Linked DNA regions of Mus musculus: region 2 is linked to region 1. Evidence: chromatin loops called from intact Hi-C (ENCODE). Cell type or tissue: left cerebral cortex. All regions are shown on one strand. Each heading gives the region's core, and the rest is flanking DNA. Links, peaks and the distances in the headings are about the cores only. Region 1 holds the start of Gm30970 (a long non-coding RNA gene). Region 2 overlaps Zfp957 (zinc finger protein 957).

Evidence for each region. Peaks named below come from ENCODE experiments on the same cell type or tissue, not always from the same donor. Only the 100,000 strongest peaks of a DNase experiment are listed, where the experiment ranks them.
Region 2: a loop joins it to region 1, with 2.8 times the contacts of the local background. A loop is called at or near these places in 5 of 42 quality-filtered maps.

What each region holds. Positions count from the first base shown.
Region 1 is chr14:79,131,535-79,140,439 of GRCm38, forward strand. The region is part of intron 37 of Vwa8 (von Willebrand factor A domain containing 8); the gene reads left to right. Gm30970 (a long non-coding RNA gene) reads right to left here and starts at 3,683. Exons shown (of 2, transcript XR_383637.4): 1 at 3,353-3,683. In left cerebral cortex, for the core only: a CTCF peak has its summit at 3,467 (motif pointing left); a DNase peak (open chromatin) is centred at 3,473.
Region 2 is chr14:79,219,637-79,228,541 of GRCm38, forward strand. Zfp957 (zinc finger protein 957) reads right to left here. Exons shown (of 3, transcript NM_001033215.3): 2 at 3,743-4,227. Among named protein-coding and RNA genes, the nearest start is that of Zfp957, 23 kb to the right of the region's middle. In left cerebral cortex, for the core only: no CTCF peak of the experiment used is centred there; a DNase peak (open chromatin) is centred at 4,228; H3K27ac peaks cover 478 bases.

The DNA.
Region 1 (8,905 bases), core at 2,402-4,901:
GTCAAGGCCTCTCCATTTATCCCACTAATGTCTAGCTTACGTCAGTATTACACTTTCTTGATGATGGTGACTTTTTACTGAGTTTTTAAATGAGAGAGCACGAGTCCGCAACACTGTGGGCTGTCTTGGTTCCCTTGCATTTATTTGTATACACATTTTAGAACTAGATTATTGGTTCCTACCAGGAGCCAGGCAGGATATTAATAAAGATAAAGTGAGTGTGGAGGATGTTGCTACCTTAGCACCGTTAACTCTTCTGGTAGATCATGAATATGCATGTTCTGTTTATCGAGGCCATGAGTATCCATATTCTTATATTTATTGGGGTTCTTACATTCCTTCCAAGAGTGTTTGTAGTTTGCAGAGTATAGGTTTCACATTGTTTTATCTTTTTTTGTTTGTTTGTTTTTTTGTTTTTTGTTTTTTCGAGACAGGGTTTCTCTGTGTAGCCCTGGCTGTCCTGGAGCTCACTTTGTAGACCAGGCTGGCCTCGAACTCAGAAATCCGCCTGCCTCTGCCTCCCGAGTGCTGGGATTAAAGGTGTGTGCTATCATGCCCGGCTGTTTTATCTTTTTTAATGCCACTGAGTATATTTTTCTAATTTTATCTTTGAATGTTCATTATCAGCATATGGAAATAATATTAGTTATTGATCTTCTGTTCTGCAGCTTTGCTGTTCCAATAACTTGTTCTAATAGTTTTTAGTAGAACCCCTGGAATTTCTTATTTATTTATATTTATTTGTAGTTAGTTGGTCAGTTGTTGATTGACTAATTATTTTTTTAAGATTTATTTTATGTATATAAATACAATGTAGCTGTATAGATGGTTGTGAGCCACCATATGGTGCTGGGATTTGAACTCAGGACCTTCAGAAGAGCAGTCAGTGCTCTTAACTGCTGAGCTATCTCTCCAGCCCAACTAATTATTTTGAAATACAGTCTCACTCTGTAGAACAGGCTGGTCTGGAACTCAGAGCAATCTCCTGTCTTGGCCTCCTAAGTGCTGAGATTCCATGCATGAGGTGCCACACATGGCGAAGATATTCTGTTTATACAAGTCTGTGCAGTGTACTTCTTTCTTTCCCATCTGAACATCTTTTACTTTATGTTCTTTCCTAGTCCTGACAAGATTCTCTAGTATAGTGTTGGGTGGGCATGGTGGGATAACAGTTGTCATGTTATCTTTGAAGTTTTCATACATGACTTTCATTGGGTTGTTGAATTTTCTTCCATTTTTCATTTGTGGAACATTTTTGTCATGAATTCCTCAAATGCTACTTATGCATCTGTTAATATAATCACATAGTTTACCCTTTATTCTATTAATTGTGAATTATAGTAGTATATTTTTATGCATAAGTTCAACCTTCCATTCCCAGCTTAAAGCCCACTTGGTCATAATACATAATCCTGTTTTTACTGTAATAGGTTCAGTTTCATATCAATTTGTTGAAAGATGTTCACACCTCACTGGATGTTGGTCTATAGAATTTGTTTAATACAATGTCTTTCTAGTTTTTGGCATCAGCCATATTGGCCTCATAGAGTCAGTTGACAAATGGCCTCTCTTTCTGTTCTTTAGAAGAGTTCATAAAGAATTGTTCTCAGTTCTTTAAATGTTTGATACACTTAGAGGTTATAGTTTCTGATCTTGAGTTGTCTTTGAGGTATAGGCTTTTTAAAATTCTCTGTGTGTGTGTGTGTGTGTGTGTGTGTGAGTGTGTGTGTGTGTGTGTGTGTGTGTGTGTGTGTGTGTGTGTGAGTGTGTGTGTGTGTGTGTGTGTGTGTGTGTGTGCCGGTCAGAGGACAGCTTGGGAGACTTGGGTCTCTCCTTCTACCATGTGTGTTCTGGGGCTCAGATGCAGGTTGTTAAGCTTGGCTGCAGGCGCCTTTTCTCTGAACCATCTCCCTGGCCCCTTGAAAAAGGCTTTTAAGTTACTACTTACTGGCTCTTAAGTTGTTGCAGGCAATTTGAGATGTTAAGGTTGTCAGTTGGTGTAGGCTATGACCTAGAGCTTATCTGTCATTGGCACCTTCTCAACTCAAATAAACTGTTAAAAAATGATTATTGATCAGATGCCTCTCAAAATACTAGTCTACTTGAATGTAAATATTAATAAGTGGATCAGTCCTGAAGTCCTCTTAGTGCAACAGTAGTAGAAACTGAGCAGGGGTTGGGGGGTGTGCCTTGAACTGAGAAGGCAAAGCAGATGTCCCTGTGTCCCTCCAAGACCTGACCTGACCACTCACCTCAGGTGGGAGCCTAGGAGAAGGGCGCGCAAGTCCTCCTTATGGAGGTAAGTCAGACACCAGGTAGACACTCCTGCATATTTACTACTCAGTGACTGTCTTCTTGTACTGTGTAGGCCAATTGGTGCCCTTGTCTTTTCCCAGCCAGACTGGCAAGTCTTCCCTGCCAGATGAAGAGATGTGACAGGCAAACTCCAAGGGCCACACCTTTCCTCTCAAACCGGAAACAAAGCTATGGATAGTGTCTAGTTTATTCTTCTAAAACCAAGTCATTGGCTCATTTATGTCACACCTGTTCATTACTATGAGTAGCTTGAGACAGAGGCAGCCATAACCCTTGAAGCTCTAGAATAGGGCAGAGCAGAGTGAATGCTGGCCTCCCTGTACCCACTGTGTGGCCATAGCAGCTGCCTGTACAAGCCTCAGTGTTCTTTGGATGAAATGGAAGTGATAAGACTTGAACCATGCATAGAAAACATTTCACTGAATGGATAATGTTAATGTTTGGGTGTCACCAGTTTTAAAAAGCTCATAAATCATAGAGTGTTTCCAGTGTCCTTTGTGATCTGAGAAAAGCTGGCCCTGTTCACACCCAGGCATAGAGGCACAAAAAAGAATGTCATAGAAGCTAACCTCAGAGGCACAGAAACCCTGACCCTGAGCCCTCTTATCGTCTCCCACCCCAACACAACACACACATCCATCTCAAATAACAGGGGCCTGTAGAATTTGATATGCATTATTTGAAAATAGAAAACTTCACATAAAATCTAAACAATCTCTGACACTGTTGTCAAACTCTCTGTAGAGAATTTCTTAGGAATTTTCATCAGAGAAGAACCTCAGGGTTGGCTGTGTAGGATTAGAGCTGACACAGTGATAGAAAAATGGCTGCAAAATCAGCCGGGTAAGGAAAGACTTTTGGTGTTTCTATAATAATGATGTAATTTGTTCATTGGCATATAGCTCCACTGAATATTATAATCGGTGCCCATTTTAGCTTGCTGCAATGAAGAGATGTATAGATAATGGGAAATATTTCATTTAACTGCTGCTCCTTTTGGTTTAAACTGTTAATGCTCCATTTCTGTGACCCTTACCTCCTGAGCCATGTGCTCTGTGGGCCTTAAACTCTGACTGAGTGCAAAGCATCCGGCTGCGGGTGTAAACTGCGCCTCAGCATCCCTTGCTCCTGAAGACTGCCCTCTGCTGTCTGTCCATCCTGGCCATGTCTTCCCTTAGCAGCCTCTCCTCCACAAGCTGCGATTGCGGCTCTTCGCTCTGCGAGTGATGGAGAATTGTTCATCTCCTGGGATGATCAAACTTTGCAGGTCTGTGGGCAGACTATTTGAGGAAAAGGTTGTTTTACTGTGTGCTAAATGTAGCTTCAAGCAAGAACTATTGTTTGAGACCTTTTATAGGCATAGATGAAATTCCTTTTGCCATTTGAACAGTGTTTACATTCAGGAAAGCCCACAGTTGAGTCTCTGACATACTGTGAAAGGCCCTTTTGTTCTGCAGAGCACCACACTTCCTCATCCTTTGAGTCACCTTGTTTTTATTCTCTTGTTTACTTTTCTGGGGAAATAAAGCCCATCTCCCCAGTAATGTCAAGGGAAGAGCTATTTCAGAAAGCTTAGCTGTTGATAGAAAAAAAAATAGAAATATTTTTAAAACCTGAACCAGATAAATATCATAAGCTCAAGTTTCCAAAAATTCTTAAGATTTTTTTTCCAAACACTAAAAAAGGGAATCTTTTTTTAATCATCCTAATTAGTAGCAATCAGGCTCAGGAAACCTGGCGCTGCACATGGGGTGCGAGCACGGTACGGAGGCCTGTTCCTGAGGTACTGGGAGAGCCCCTCGCCCCTAACTGTGCAGAAATCTTAGCATCTTGCCAGGGTTTCAGAATGAGCTTAGCTTTGCCGGCTGAGCCTGAAATCTTTGATAAATACTTATTTATCACCGAATTGCCAGCTTGTTCTCACATGTTCAGTGCCAGCACAATTCCCTATACTGACTTTACATCCACTAGACTTCCATTGAAGGAATGTCTTCAGGGTGGCAAATAATAGGTTTTGGATTTTTAAAATTTTTCTTTTAAAAGGGAGACCCTTTACCTGCACATATCCTGGTGTATCTAAGAGAAGCTTATTGTCTGTGGGTTTGTATTTGAGTGGTTTGTGTGTTTAGCCTTACCAAAAGTGCCGAAGTGGGTTACCTGTGGGTTAGATCATTTTTTCAAACCCATCTCCACTTACCCAAAAGATGACTTCCATTCTTTTTACGTATCATAAGAGCTTCCCATCTGCATTTAGGTCCCAGGTTTTGTCACAAGTAGAGCGTCAGTCAGCGACCCATCTGCTCCGAGGTCTTTTATGGGACTATTTTCTTCTGTAACTAAGAAGACAGTGTGCCTTGTTGCCATTGTCAGGAAGCTTAGGTGAGGGGAAGGCAAGAGACCTGTCCCTGTCAGCACCACTCCTCCTCCTAACAACACCCTTGTGATGCTGGCCATGCGGTCAGTCCCATTTACACGTGAGAAACTGCCGCCTCCGAGGGATTGTATAATTTACCAGTGTCCTGTGACAAGGAAATCTCTGAGTCTCTCTGAGCCCTGCTCACAACTGTCTGTGTGTACAGCACCTGTTCCTGGGCTTCTGAGGATGCTGTGGTCCCTTGCAAATGCTGCCTTGCTGATGTACGTGGATTCCTGTACATCTGTCCTACACGTGAGTTAAAAGGGAAGACACTGATGCCTTAGACACATTTCTTGCCACGGTGTGCTTTAGAATAGAGAACTCTGGGACTCTTAAGAACATATTCTCTATCAAAGCCAGCATAACAGATCAGCTCAGTCTGGCTTTTGCACTGGCAAGAACTGGGCTTAGCGTTAACAGTTTTGTGTGTGTCAATGAATGAGCTGTTTTTGTGCTTGAGTTTTACTTTCCTGCCCTGCAAAGTGGAAATTGCACAATATGGAGAGCAGTGACTATTAGCAGTGGTCTGTGTAAGGTTATAGACTGTAATGGGGGTGTTGTTCTGTGCACAGCCCAGGCCTCTGAGTGGCACTCAGTAGCAGGCCCGTGGGCTGACTGAGTTAACGAATGACTGCATGTTCCTCAGCAGACAGATCCATTCTCATTTCCAACCCTACAAATGAAATACAAGAAACTTCTCCTAAAAGCTTCCATGAGACAGAAAGCAGTACACGTTCTCTTCTTTGCGTTTTGTGGAACATGTTTCCTTTCTTTTAGAGGCATGCCAAGAAACATATAAATAAATAAGAAATATCACAGTTGGTATTATCTGACTTAAAATATGTTGAACTTGACAAGAAACAAGCCGAAGACATTGAAGTGCAAACTTGAATTTGGAATTTGCAGGGGTGGGGGAGGCGGAAGCGGCCTTTCCATCGGCACTTGAACATATTTCTTCTCTTTCTCGTAAGATATCTTTCTCTCTTAAGTCTTGCTGGGAGCAGTCATGTGGTCTATTCGCCACTGGAAGTGTCTCAAGTCCCCTTCATGCCATGCCTTTAGACACTGAGAGCAAACATATTTTCAGGAGTTGTAAGGGGAGGAGGCTCTCAGTCCAGCTGCAAGGCGACAAGAGGGTGCTGCAGTCTCTGCCTGGCTGCCCGAGGTAGGAAGGGTCAGCTTGGTGTTTAGAATATCTGCAGCAACATTGAACTTCCCAAAGGAGGTCATGGGAATTAAATGATTTGGACAGAATGCGGAATCTTACACAACTCAAATTTCACAAAGCCTTCTTGATTAAAACCTGACTTATTTTCCCAGTGCTAATATTACTATGATATATACCTAACACATGCCGACTAAAAAATAGATGATTCACACTATGCCATATCTTTTACTCTCAGAAAGAGTAGAGTAATAATGGTTAGTCTAGATAAGTATGGTGAGGCCAAGGATTTTTCCAAGCGATTCTGTGTGATTTCCTACAGTGCCACTGTGGATAAGACAGGCACCTTTGTCTTTCTTGTAGATGAGGGCCTTACGTGGCTATGTGTCAAGAACCAGGGTTTAAATCCAGGCGGACAAGTTACAATGCTATACTTCTAACCATGTTGAAGAGTTGTTTTTTGGTTTTTTGTTTGTTTGTTTGTTTGTTTTGTTTTGTTTTTAAATACCAGCAATATATGTCTATGGACAAAGAATACATTTGATGATTCTAGAAAACTCAGAACAGGCAAGCTGCTCCCCTTCATTCTGTGTTTTCTTAGGTTTCACATAAAGATTAGAGGAAAATCTCTTCAAGACCTTCCAAGGATTCGCCCAAGGCTTTGGAAAAATCTTGCTTTAATATAACGCATGGTAACACACACTCATCAACTTTTGATGAGATGTGTCTGGGTGGACTTACAAAAGGACGTTGAGTTTTGCCTGCAGTAAGTAGAAAGGCATGTGTAGATTTATTCATTTCTAGATGTTTGGTTCTTTAGAGTTACAGTGGCCAAATTTTACTTATAATGCATTCTGTGGGAGTGGCAGCCCTAGAGCTTCTTCCAGCATCCATGAGCACTACATCAAGTTAGGAAAAGGACCCCCGAGGAGAAGGATAGAGAACACTTGCGTTCTCTGTCTCGAGTGTAACGTACAGCAGTGGAGAAATCAATCATTGAAATCAATAGTTGAAAAAAAAAAGTATGTTTATTGGGGGTGAGGAAACATACACATGTCAGACACACAGAGACAAATGCCCTCTGCGTAGCAGAAGCTGGAAAGCCCGTCTCTCCTGAGAGCTGGAGTTCTAAGTCTGCAGAGTTCCCTCCTCTAGTTCAGGGCTGGTCAGTTTGAAGAAGGATAGGGTGACGGAGTGGCCCCCCAACGGGTTTGTAACATGTTCTGATCCAGCCTTGAACTTATCGTGCCAGTCCATCACCGGGTAGCCTGCTGGTGGGAGACAAATCTCACCAGGCTCTTGTTTTAAGATACCAGGTTTTCTTTCAAGTCAGGAGGCTGAGGAAGAAGCAGTCATCTTGGAAGTTTACTGTCTTTATTACCTAGCCTGGTCCCTTGTCTGTGTGTCTGCCTTCTGGGGAGTCTGTCTAACTCCTAGTCTCTCCCTTCTACCGAAGGAGTGTTGCCCATGTTGATTGGTGCCAAGAAACAAGGCTTAATTTAGTACCCAAATAGCACAGTTCCCTCCCCTAAAGGGCTAAGCTGTGTGTAATAACCAGCCATGATAACTAGCATGCAATAATTAGTTAAGACTGAAGGCACTGTTTTTAATCACTTAGTTGGACTTTTAGTGATAGGAGCAGGGAGATCTGCCCTGCCAAGGACCTCAGGTCTCACTAACCTCTTCAGCTCTTCCTCACCTCTAAGCCCTCTGAACAAAATGGTTTGATCACAACTAATAATCATTCTTATTATTATCCTCAGACAACTGGTGCTAACTGGGATGGCCCAGGTGCAGCAGGACATAGGATTGAATGGCGATTCCAAGCAGTAGTCTACCACACAGCAGCGCTGGCCCCGCTCAAGTGGGCAGACATTACAGTAACATTCGTTTTTAAGATTCACAGGGGCTAGAAATGCTTCATTGTTAACAATGCTTGCTACTTACTCTTCCAGAGGACCTGAGTTCAGTTCCTAGCACCTGTGTCAGGTGACTCACAACCACTTGTAATTCCAGCTCCAGCGCCCCCTTCTGGCCTCTACAGGCACCTGCACACATGTGGTGGGGCAGAAGGTGAAAAATAAACTTTTTTCTTTAAACTTTACCATATAAAAACTCCTGTTCTTACTTCAGGTACTCATTATACATCTTTCCCCTGATAAAATGTCCTAGCCATGTTTTCCACCTGTATTTTGCCATAAACAGCAGTATCGCTCCCTGCCAGCACTCTATACAGGCAAGTGCTTAGAGGCCAAGACCTTCCTGGGTGGTGGGTGGTGGAGGAGCAGAGCAAGGCCACTGGGAAGGGAGGCCTCTGTGAGCAAACGGTGGGCAGGGGTCTAGACAGAGCAGGTGGAATCTCTTCCCCTGATCCAGCCTCATTGTCCTCTTTGGTTGTATCTGCCACTTATTAAGTAACAAAACAATCAGGTATTGTTGGTATTTTGATTCAAGCTCAAAATGTTACTTCCTAAAATCTCCTATAAGTTTTCACTTGTCGTCAGGATGTCCTCTGCACTGAGTGGCATTTCTTTGCTGTTATCAGGTGACAGCAGGTGTGTCTGAACAAAGCTCTCTGTCACTGAACACTGTAAAGGTTGCTGCCGTTTTTTACTGAAATTTTCACGAATGCATATACTATACGTGAGTCACACTCCTGCCGTCACTGCCCTTTCTCACCCACAGAGTGCATTTTATAAACGGCATGAAGCCAGAAGTGGGGGTTTTCAGCTAGCAAGCATGTGAGTTTTAAATCGCTGAATTCAGTACCTGTCCATTTAGGTTACTCTACCAGCACTCCAAATGATTGCTTTTTCTTGCCAGATTGGTTTATTTTCCTCCTTAGGCTAGCCACCCTTCAGCCTTACAACACTCAGGTTTATTGAGCACAGGGAATATCCTTTTAAAAAGATCATTGCGTCTCAGTTTATATAAGTCTACCAGCAGGAGCATTTATCACTCCCTAGGGGTGACTGTGAACCATGCAGGTCTGGCTGCCTGTTAAAATT
Region 2 (8,905 bases), core at 3,229-5,728, 89 kb after region 1:
GATTCAGGGCCACTGTCTTAAATGAGGTGCACAGGGAAAAGATAGCTGAGGGAGTTGGGATAGGCTCTGTCAGTAAAAGCCACAAAAGCATGAGGACTTCCCAGGCTCGCAGAACTAAAAGAGAAAGCCAGGCTCTGGAATTGCACTGGGGGTGAACAGGGCAAGGGATGGCAGCAGGAGGATGCCTTGAAGCTCCAGGTAGCCCGGCCAAGTCAATAAACTTCGGCTGCAGCGAGAGACCCCCCTCTCAAAAAGCAAAGGTTGACACCAGTCAAGCAAAGAAGCTCTGCAAAGAGTGACACATTCTCAAAAGTAGTCCAAGTCGCTCAGGCCACTAGCTTCAAAACACTCTACAAGAGGAACACCATGCCTAGTACTGGAAAGTTAACCGACTAACTACCCAGTGCTAGTGAAGTCATGGATCCCAGAAGAGGATCTAACCCACCACTTTACTAAACCAGCACAATCCCCGACTGCATCCTAAATATTTGTTCTTTTAACCACAGAGAAGAGTAGCCTTTACCTCTCATGGAGGAAGCTTCTCTTTGCAACAGGCAGAAACCATTACAGAAAACCATGACCAATTAAAAGGCTTAATTGTGGAGCCCAGTCCTGTCAGATCCATCTGCAGTACAACTCTATCACTGTCTTAGTCAGGGTTTCTATTCCTGCACAAACATCATGACCAAGAAGCAAGTTGGATCTCATGGAGGCATTTCCTCTGAAGCTCCTTTCTCTGTGATAACTCCAGCTGTGTCAAGTTGACATAAAACTAGCCAGTACAATTGACCCCTTGTCAACTTGACACACAAACACATCACTAGTAAGCCTCAACCCTTACATTCTTATTCATCCCCAAGGTCTAAATAACTTTAAACGTCCCACAATCATTACATATTCTTAAAATTTCAATATCTTTAAAATATCCATCTCTTTTAAAATCCAAAGTTTTTACAATTAAAAGTCTCCTTAACTGTGGGCTCCACTAAAATAGTTTCTTCCTTCAAGAGGGAAAATATCAGGGCACAGTCACAATCAAAAGCAAAAATCAATCTCCAACCATCCAATGTCTGGGATCCAACTCACGATCTTCTGGGCTCCTCCAAGGGCTTGGGTCACTTCTCCAGCCATGCCCTTTGTAGCACATGCAGCGTCCTCTAGGCTCCAGATGCCTGTACTCCACTACTGCTGCTGCTGCTCTTGGTGGTCATCTCATGGTACTGGCATCTCCAAAACACTGCATGACCCTTCATGCCTTCAAAACCTGGGTGACCCTTACACATTACCAAGTTCTGCTGCAGCAGGAGTACAACCTTGGCTATCTCTGGAACACAGCCTCTTTGTGCTTTCAGAAAACAGTTCCCAGAAGATGTCACCTCAATGATGCTGGTCTCTTCTTAATCACCGCTAATTTCTTAGCTCCAGCTAACCAGCATCAATAGTCCCAGTAATGCAAAGTTTTTGCTTTAGTAGTTCTGGTATCTTGTTAATCACAGCTGATTCTTCAGCCCCAGCTAACCAGAACTACAGAATCTTCACAATCAAAACAGCAATGGCCCTGAAAAGAGTCTTTAATTTTCCCTCTGAAATTTCACAAACCAGACCTCCATCTTCTGCACTGTTCTCAACATTATCTTCCGAGCTCCTACACAACATCTGACAGAGCTCTTAACAACAAATGGATCTTCAAGCCCAAAGTTCCAAAGTCCTTCCACAGTCCTCCCCAAAACATGGTCAGGTTGTCACAGGCATACCCCACTCCTGGTACGAATTTGTCTTAGTCCTGCACAAACATCATGACCAAGAAGCAAGTTGGATCTCATGGAGGCATTTCCTCAACTGAAGCTCCTTTCTCTGTGATAACTCCAGCTGTGTCAAGTTGACATAAAACTATGCCGGTCGTGGTGGCACACGCCTTTGATCCCAGCACTTGGGAGGCAGAGGCAGGTAGATCTCTGAGTTCGAGGCCAGCCTGGTCTACAAAGTGAGTTCCAGGACAGCCAAGGCTACACAGGGAAACCCTGTCTTGGAAAAAAAAAAAAACAAATAAAACTAGCTAGTACAATCACCTAGAAGATGGAACAGAAAGATTGTAAGAGCTAGAGAACCAGGGTGTTTGTTGTGCAACTGTGTCTCCTAGAAATGTCAGGAACTATAACCATAAAGTCTCATCAACGTGACTTCCTAGACATGAGCTAAACCAGGAAACAACAGACATGCTAAAGTGTGTGTGTGTGGGGGGGGGGGGGCAGAAACCATGAGGCCTCGAAAATATACAAAACTACAAGAGCTAAGGAATGGTGAAATCTAGAGAAATACTCTTCCCAGGAAAGAGCACACCAATCGATTCTCCAATACCAAATGGTCAGCCCTGAAAACATACACACAAGTAACATTATACAGACTAAGCAGGTTGTATTGTTTAGGAATATGTTTGTATATAAACATACATGTATGTAATAATTGTTAATGTAAAGAAGAGGCCATGAATTTGAAAGAGAACAAGGAAGAGTAAGTTTAGGAGGAAGAACGTGAAGTGGGAAGTGATATAATGTCAAAAAATCCAAAAATTTAAAAAAAGAGAGATAGGACATGCTTCCGAAGGCCAAGGTTAGCATGAGAAGACAGTTGGCCGGAGATCAATAACTCAGAGCTAAGATGGCAGGAAGTGTATTTTGAAACTGGGGCCAATTTGCTAATGTACTACTTATGTGAGAGGAGCACAAATGAAGAGGAGTCCAGGACTTTGGACCCTCAGAGTTGAAAGCAGGAAGCTGCCACTGAAGGAATTCAGTCTGGAAGAGTGGGGAGTATAGTCTAGTCCATATCTCCTGCCTCCAAGACTGGTTTCCTTGCCACACAGCATGAGCTGTGGTATAGCTCCTGCCACAGAGATTTCCTGAGCCATCTCCAAATAGCCCCAGGTTTTATTCTTTGTCCTCTGTGGTCGAGGGCTAGAGGCACCTTGGCCACCTCCAAATAAAATTTCCTCAGCCATACTGAATAGCCTGGGAAATGTAGGAACTTCACAAACCCTAGTGGTCGCGAGAGGCCACACCCTGAGCAGACCCCACGCTGTGATACAACAGGCTTGCCTGAGGAGGGTTGGGACGGTGGGGGCGACAGGGACAAGGAAGAAGCAGAGAAAAGGAATACCAGAGCTTGCCAAGGTCATTGAAATCTTGTTCAGAATACATGGGGTGGGTTGTTTTTATTTTTAGGTTACAAGGAGAGCCACTTAACCAGAACATGTGGCTAAGAAAGACATCTTGTGGGGTTTTTTTTTTTTTTAGGTTTTCTTTTCTTTTATTCCCTGTAGCATTTTAGTCTGCAGATTTTTTTCTTTCTTTTGTTTTTAGCGTTTTAAGTTATTTGATAACAAGGGCTGGTGAGTTAAAGGTGCATGCTGTCCCCAAGGTCCCTAGCGTTCATGTTGTGCAGCGTGACTCCACCTCCAGGAAATCCAACATGTCTTTTGGTCTCCTTGGGCACCCATACTCATGTCCACTTAGCCACATACATAATTAAAGTAAATCATCAAACAAAAACATTTAAGAAAATAACCATAAAATAACCACAGTTTGGTATCCGCATAAACTATGGTCATGGTGCTCTATGTAAGTGGCTCACGGGATTTTCACCAGCATCTTCACCATTGAGTCACCTCTCTTAAATCCAGGGCCTCATCTCAGTAGGCATTCCATTTTTATTAGAGACACCTGCTTTAATTTATATAACTTACTTGGTGTTTATCAGCATCTGACTTCATGAGTCACATGGGTGAAAAATGTCCAAGCAAAGACATCCATTGTTTTTATGGGGTTTTGTTTTGCTCTTGGTGCTTGGAACGGAAACCTCATGCGTACCATTCAGTGTTCAACCACCGAGCTGTAGTCTCATCCAGGACACTCTTCTTCTACATATCTGTTCCTCTACAGGTTTTCAAGGTGTCCAAGTCATCACCCAGGGCTGAAAACTACTACTTTGGGTCAACAAATACTTCCTCAGAGCCTCCTGTCATTGGCCAATTCCAACTTCGTTAATCAAAGGATTGGGCACTGAGAGGGTATACGCGCATCTCTCCTCACAAAGTAAAATGAAGCAGACAAGGCTGAGGGGTATTCTGTGCAGAACTGAAATCAAATCCAAGTCTCCAAGGAAACATTGCTCATCTGCCAGGCCTCGCTTCCTGCTTCTCCACCTCCAGCCCTGCACATATTTCAAAGCCTTAAAAAAAAAAAAAAAAAAGACTTAAAAAATGCAATCTTCCCGAGCTGTGGGTCTCTCCAGTGTGCATAATAAAGAGGTACGACTACAAGCTGACTCAAGTGTGCCGGCGTTTGAGCGATCCTTCCCCCAGCTTGGTGGGGTGGTGGCCAGGAATCAGAGGAGAGAGAGAATGGCAAATCTTCTGGGACAAACTGTGTCGGAAACAGGTTCTGTTTCAATTCCAAATAGAATAGCCTTTGACACAGTCTCCTGGGCCCCTAGTTAACACCCATAGGGCCATCTGGACAGGTCCCTAAGACATAAACTATTCAGTAGCTACCTCCAGACCTGCCGTGATGGCTGTGACCTCTTCCCTTGTTGCTCCACTCCCTAGACACTTTTGTGGATAGACTCCAAATAACTTAATTCAAGTAAAATACGAGAAATGCCTGATCCTTAAAAACTCGGCATCTGCCCTGGCTAGCAAGCCAGCACGCTGGTGAGGAAGGAAAGCATCCTCTAGGATTCAGATGAGAGTGATAGCTGTACCTTGTACACCCATCTTCCCTACCTGCCTGCTTATGCGGTGTGGCGACCGAGAGGCAGATGTGGCCTTGCTGACCTGGGTCAAGCCATGATTCTACAATGACATCTGCATGCCTATGAGGCAACCCTGTAACTCCACTTTCCTCAAGGACTTATGAAGGATCTGAGAAGATGCTGACAAACACGGGTGCCCCATTTTTCCCCCATTCTTTGGTCCCCTCATTTGTCCTTTGGACCACCATTTGACAGAAAGGAGACTTCCCTTAATTCCACCCAACAGAGGTGTCCTTTCTGCAGGTGCAGAGGTAGAAGAGTAGAAGGGCCAGCCGTCCAAAGGCCCTGGTTTTGTAGAAACAAGTCTAGCTTCAGCATCCTACTAGGTAAGTAACTGCCAAGTGCTATGCACATTGGGAGAAAGGTCCAGGCTTGGTCCCAGATGATTAGGAGGATGTCCCATGACAGAGAGAGAGGGAGAGACAGAGAGACAGAGACAGAGAGAGACAGAGATCTGATACCCCCTCTTAGCTGATGATGAAGCCTCAGGGAAATCTAAGGATACAGGATTTTCCCTTTCCATCCAAGTCAGCGACCACATGGGGAAGAAACACAGGTTGCAGTAGTTCTGGGTCTGACCCATGTTTAAGTGATGGTAGTAGCTCCCCCCTCTTTCTATACTGAGGACCTTCAGGGAGCCCTGGCTGATGAACAAAATGTAGAGGGTTTTTATTGTAGGGGACTTTCTACTAGCTAGAAGCCACAGTTTTCCCAGGAACAATGCTGCCAAACGTACCAGCTAACCTTACTATCTGAAAGCAGCAAGTGTGTACTACTCCTGTGCTTCTGTGAGTTGCTAAGGCTCAGGTGAGTGACTTTTTTGGTTTTCTCATAGGACTACAGACAAGATACCCAGGATTGGAGTCTTCAAGGATCTCTCCTAGGACCCAGGGACGGCTGGCCTGTCTATGACCTAATCTCTAAGCCTCTGTTTCCCATGCGGCCTCTCTGTGTGATTTCTGAGGTGAGCTGGCTAAAGGGGGTAATTGCCTCTCACTTAGCAGGGAGCTGGCCTGGCCTGGCTTCCTCTGCGACCTCCTGATGGCTCAGAAATGAAGGGAAGGGGCAGCAGCTCTGCCTCTTCATGGTGGAGTGACAGTGTCATTTTCCCCTGTAATCCACTACACAGACCCAAGTCAGTCCTCACAGGAGAAAAGAGTTGTCGACAAACTCAAGTAGCTGTGACAGACACCAGAAGTGCGCTGGCTTGCTGTTGGAAGCCAGAGGCTGAGGAGAGATTGGTAAGGGCTGAGCCCACGTCCAGGCTTTGAGGCCGTACGAGGACTATACTGAGCTGAAGCTGAAGGCAGTAAACCCTGAACCCAAAGAAGGCACATGTCCCCAGGATGAAAGAAGTGTGTGGCGGATAGCAACTCCAAGGACTGGCAGCCCCTGGCTGAGGAGGCGGAAGGGAACCAGACACTCTTATTTGGTTTTAAGGCTCCAGGACGTCATGTTGATTTGATCTTTCTCTGAGCCCCGGAGTCCTAGGCACTGCCATATTATGTGCCACATCAGCCGGTGGACTGCAGACTGGCCTGCACCCTGAGGGGCTCCTTCAGACAGCTCTCAGGGGTTGTCCCGTGCCTCAGCTTTACCTCTGGCACATCCTGACAGACCCATCTCCCTTAATGTCCCAATGTCGCGTCCCTGCTAGCTCCCAGGCCACCCTTAGATGGGCGCTCCGACCTTCCATGTATGCAGGAGGACGTTAAAGCCTCCTGCTGAGCCAGGCCCATGCTCAGACACCCTCCAAAAGAGAGCTGAGGAGAACTGCTTTCTCTCTACTTGGCAACTACCCGAGGCTTGGCCTCTGAAAGCCAGACACGGTTTCTAAATGTTCACAGCAACTGATAAAATAAACACCGGCAGACTGTCATCCAGGGCCTTAGCAAACCAGATTCTGTCATCTCCCTCTGTCTCCTCACACCCTCTCTTCAGAGTATTCTGAGGCAAATCCCAGGCATCTTTTCTTTCATTCACGAGTATTTCCAAATTTGACTCTAGAAGCAAGGTGTCTTCAATGATGAGACTAACTCAGAGAGTTTGAGAACTCTAACCCAAGGGAAAGCCACTCAGTGGAATGTGGCATAGATGAGAGGGCACCAGGCTGGCCCAGAAGTTCAAGTTCCCAAGAACATGAAGGGACCGGAAGAAGAGAGAATGATAAACAGACACCAGGAAGATTCCTGAAGGTGACAGCTTGAGAGCAGCCACATGCTACTCTGCACCAGTCTTCCCGTTCCGAACTCTTCCCACCAGAACCACAATCTACACGTGTGTGGCCCAGGTGTGCCTGAAGGTAGAAAGAATCTTACCATTCATTTCTACCCCAAGACAGCACAGACTATAGTAAACAGCTCACCACAGAAGGGGTTAGACACCCAACAGCCACAGCCACAGCCACAGCCACACTGTCCCTCCTGCATTGTCACTACCCACAATACCCCACTCAGAAGAGTTCCTAAAGGACAGCAATTGCGCTTGAATCCCTCTCTATGTGCATAGGCCAGGGCCTCTAGACCTCGGCAGTACTCAGTGAATCAGAAGGCCGGTGGGTCTTTGATGTGGGTGATTAAGAAGCTGCAGACACGGTACCCTGGATGCTGTGGCAGTCCTAGCAAAGATGTCTGCGGACATTGCCAACTGTCCTTTGGAGGCAAAGTCGCCCATCCTTAATCAGCCTCTACTCTATATTTATAGTAAGTACACTTGTGTACTTGTAGCTTTAAAAAAAATAGAATTGCTTTATTCTATATAGAGAATATATTTATATTGAGAATTTTTAAGGACTGGAACCCAAGCTCTTCTGACGAACACTCACTTGCTCATTAAGGTCATTATAAACCAAGCCAGGCCCTGACAGCACCCTCCCTCATCTGGAAAGGGGAGGGGACCACTGCCAAGTTCTAGGCGTGCTGAAGTCTCAGGCTGGTGGGTCTATATTCTAACAAGGAGACACTGCTTAGACACTGTTGCTTCTCAGTCTAGCACAGTGGTTCTCACCCTTCCTAATACCGAGACCCTTTATCACAGATCCTCACATTGTAGTGATACCAACCATAAAATTATTTTCATTGCTACCTCATAACTGCTACTACCACACACACACAAAGGGGTTTGAACCCACGGATTGAAAACAACTGCTGTAACATCTATTATGTTGTAGGAAGCAAGCTGAACTGTTCCACTGACTTGAGATGGGTGCACAGAACTAAATCTTCTGTGTTGACATCACTGTGGAGGCTGTAGGTCATCTCACAGGTGAGACCCAATCCAGGAGCTAGAAGAAGGAATACCCCTTGAGGAGATTTGGGGAGTCATTTTCCACCCAACATCACACAAACCTTTGGGGTTTTACTTTAGATGCCTGTATGCATCTCCATCCTCTCCCTGTCTCTTCTCTAAGAGAGAGAGAAGCTCACTATTGTTTTTTAACCTAAAAATTAGATGATGACTAAATTTTTCTCCCTCTCCAGAAGCCAAGAGGGATTCTAGCCTTTCTCACAGATTCCTTGAGTAGAAGCCATAGAATTCCTTCCTCTGTTACTTTACTTTGCTATTCAGAGGCTCCACACCCAAGGGTAATTTCTTCTGTTGTATCCACACCTATCTAACTTGGATGTTTGTTTGAAAAAGAAAGGTGGAGACCATCCACATTTAGTCTGTGAGATGCTGGCCTCTCGTGGGGACTTCATGTCCCGGGACAGGATGGACTCATTTTATCACGGAGCTGAGCTCATTACAGGCAGGAAGTAACCAAGGGACTCTGTTGACATTAGCAGACTAGAGGTCCTATCAGACCTTCGTGGCAGATTCCTTGGATTTTAACACAATTATGTTCCATGAAGTATTTACTGAATCAATGCTTTCTCATCTGTGTGGCCCCAATATTGGTTTATTAACACTCTGAGATTTGTAGTGGCCCAGGGCCAAACACTGGGCATTTTGTTTTCTGTGTCTAGGGCTTTCTAAGTTACAGGGACTTGAATCCAGGTTACACGTGGTGAGTTGCAAGGCGGTTCTGCCAATCTAGACAGTCACCAGGGGTGCGTAGCACGCTTGCTGTCTACCTGGGCTGGATGCAGGGAGTAAT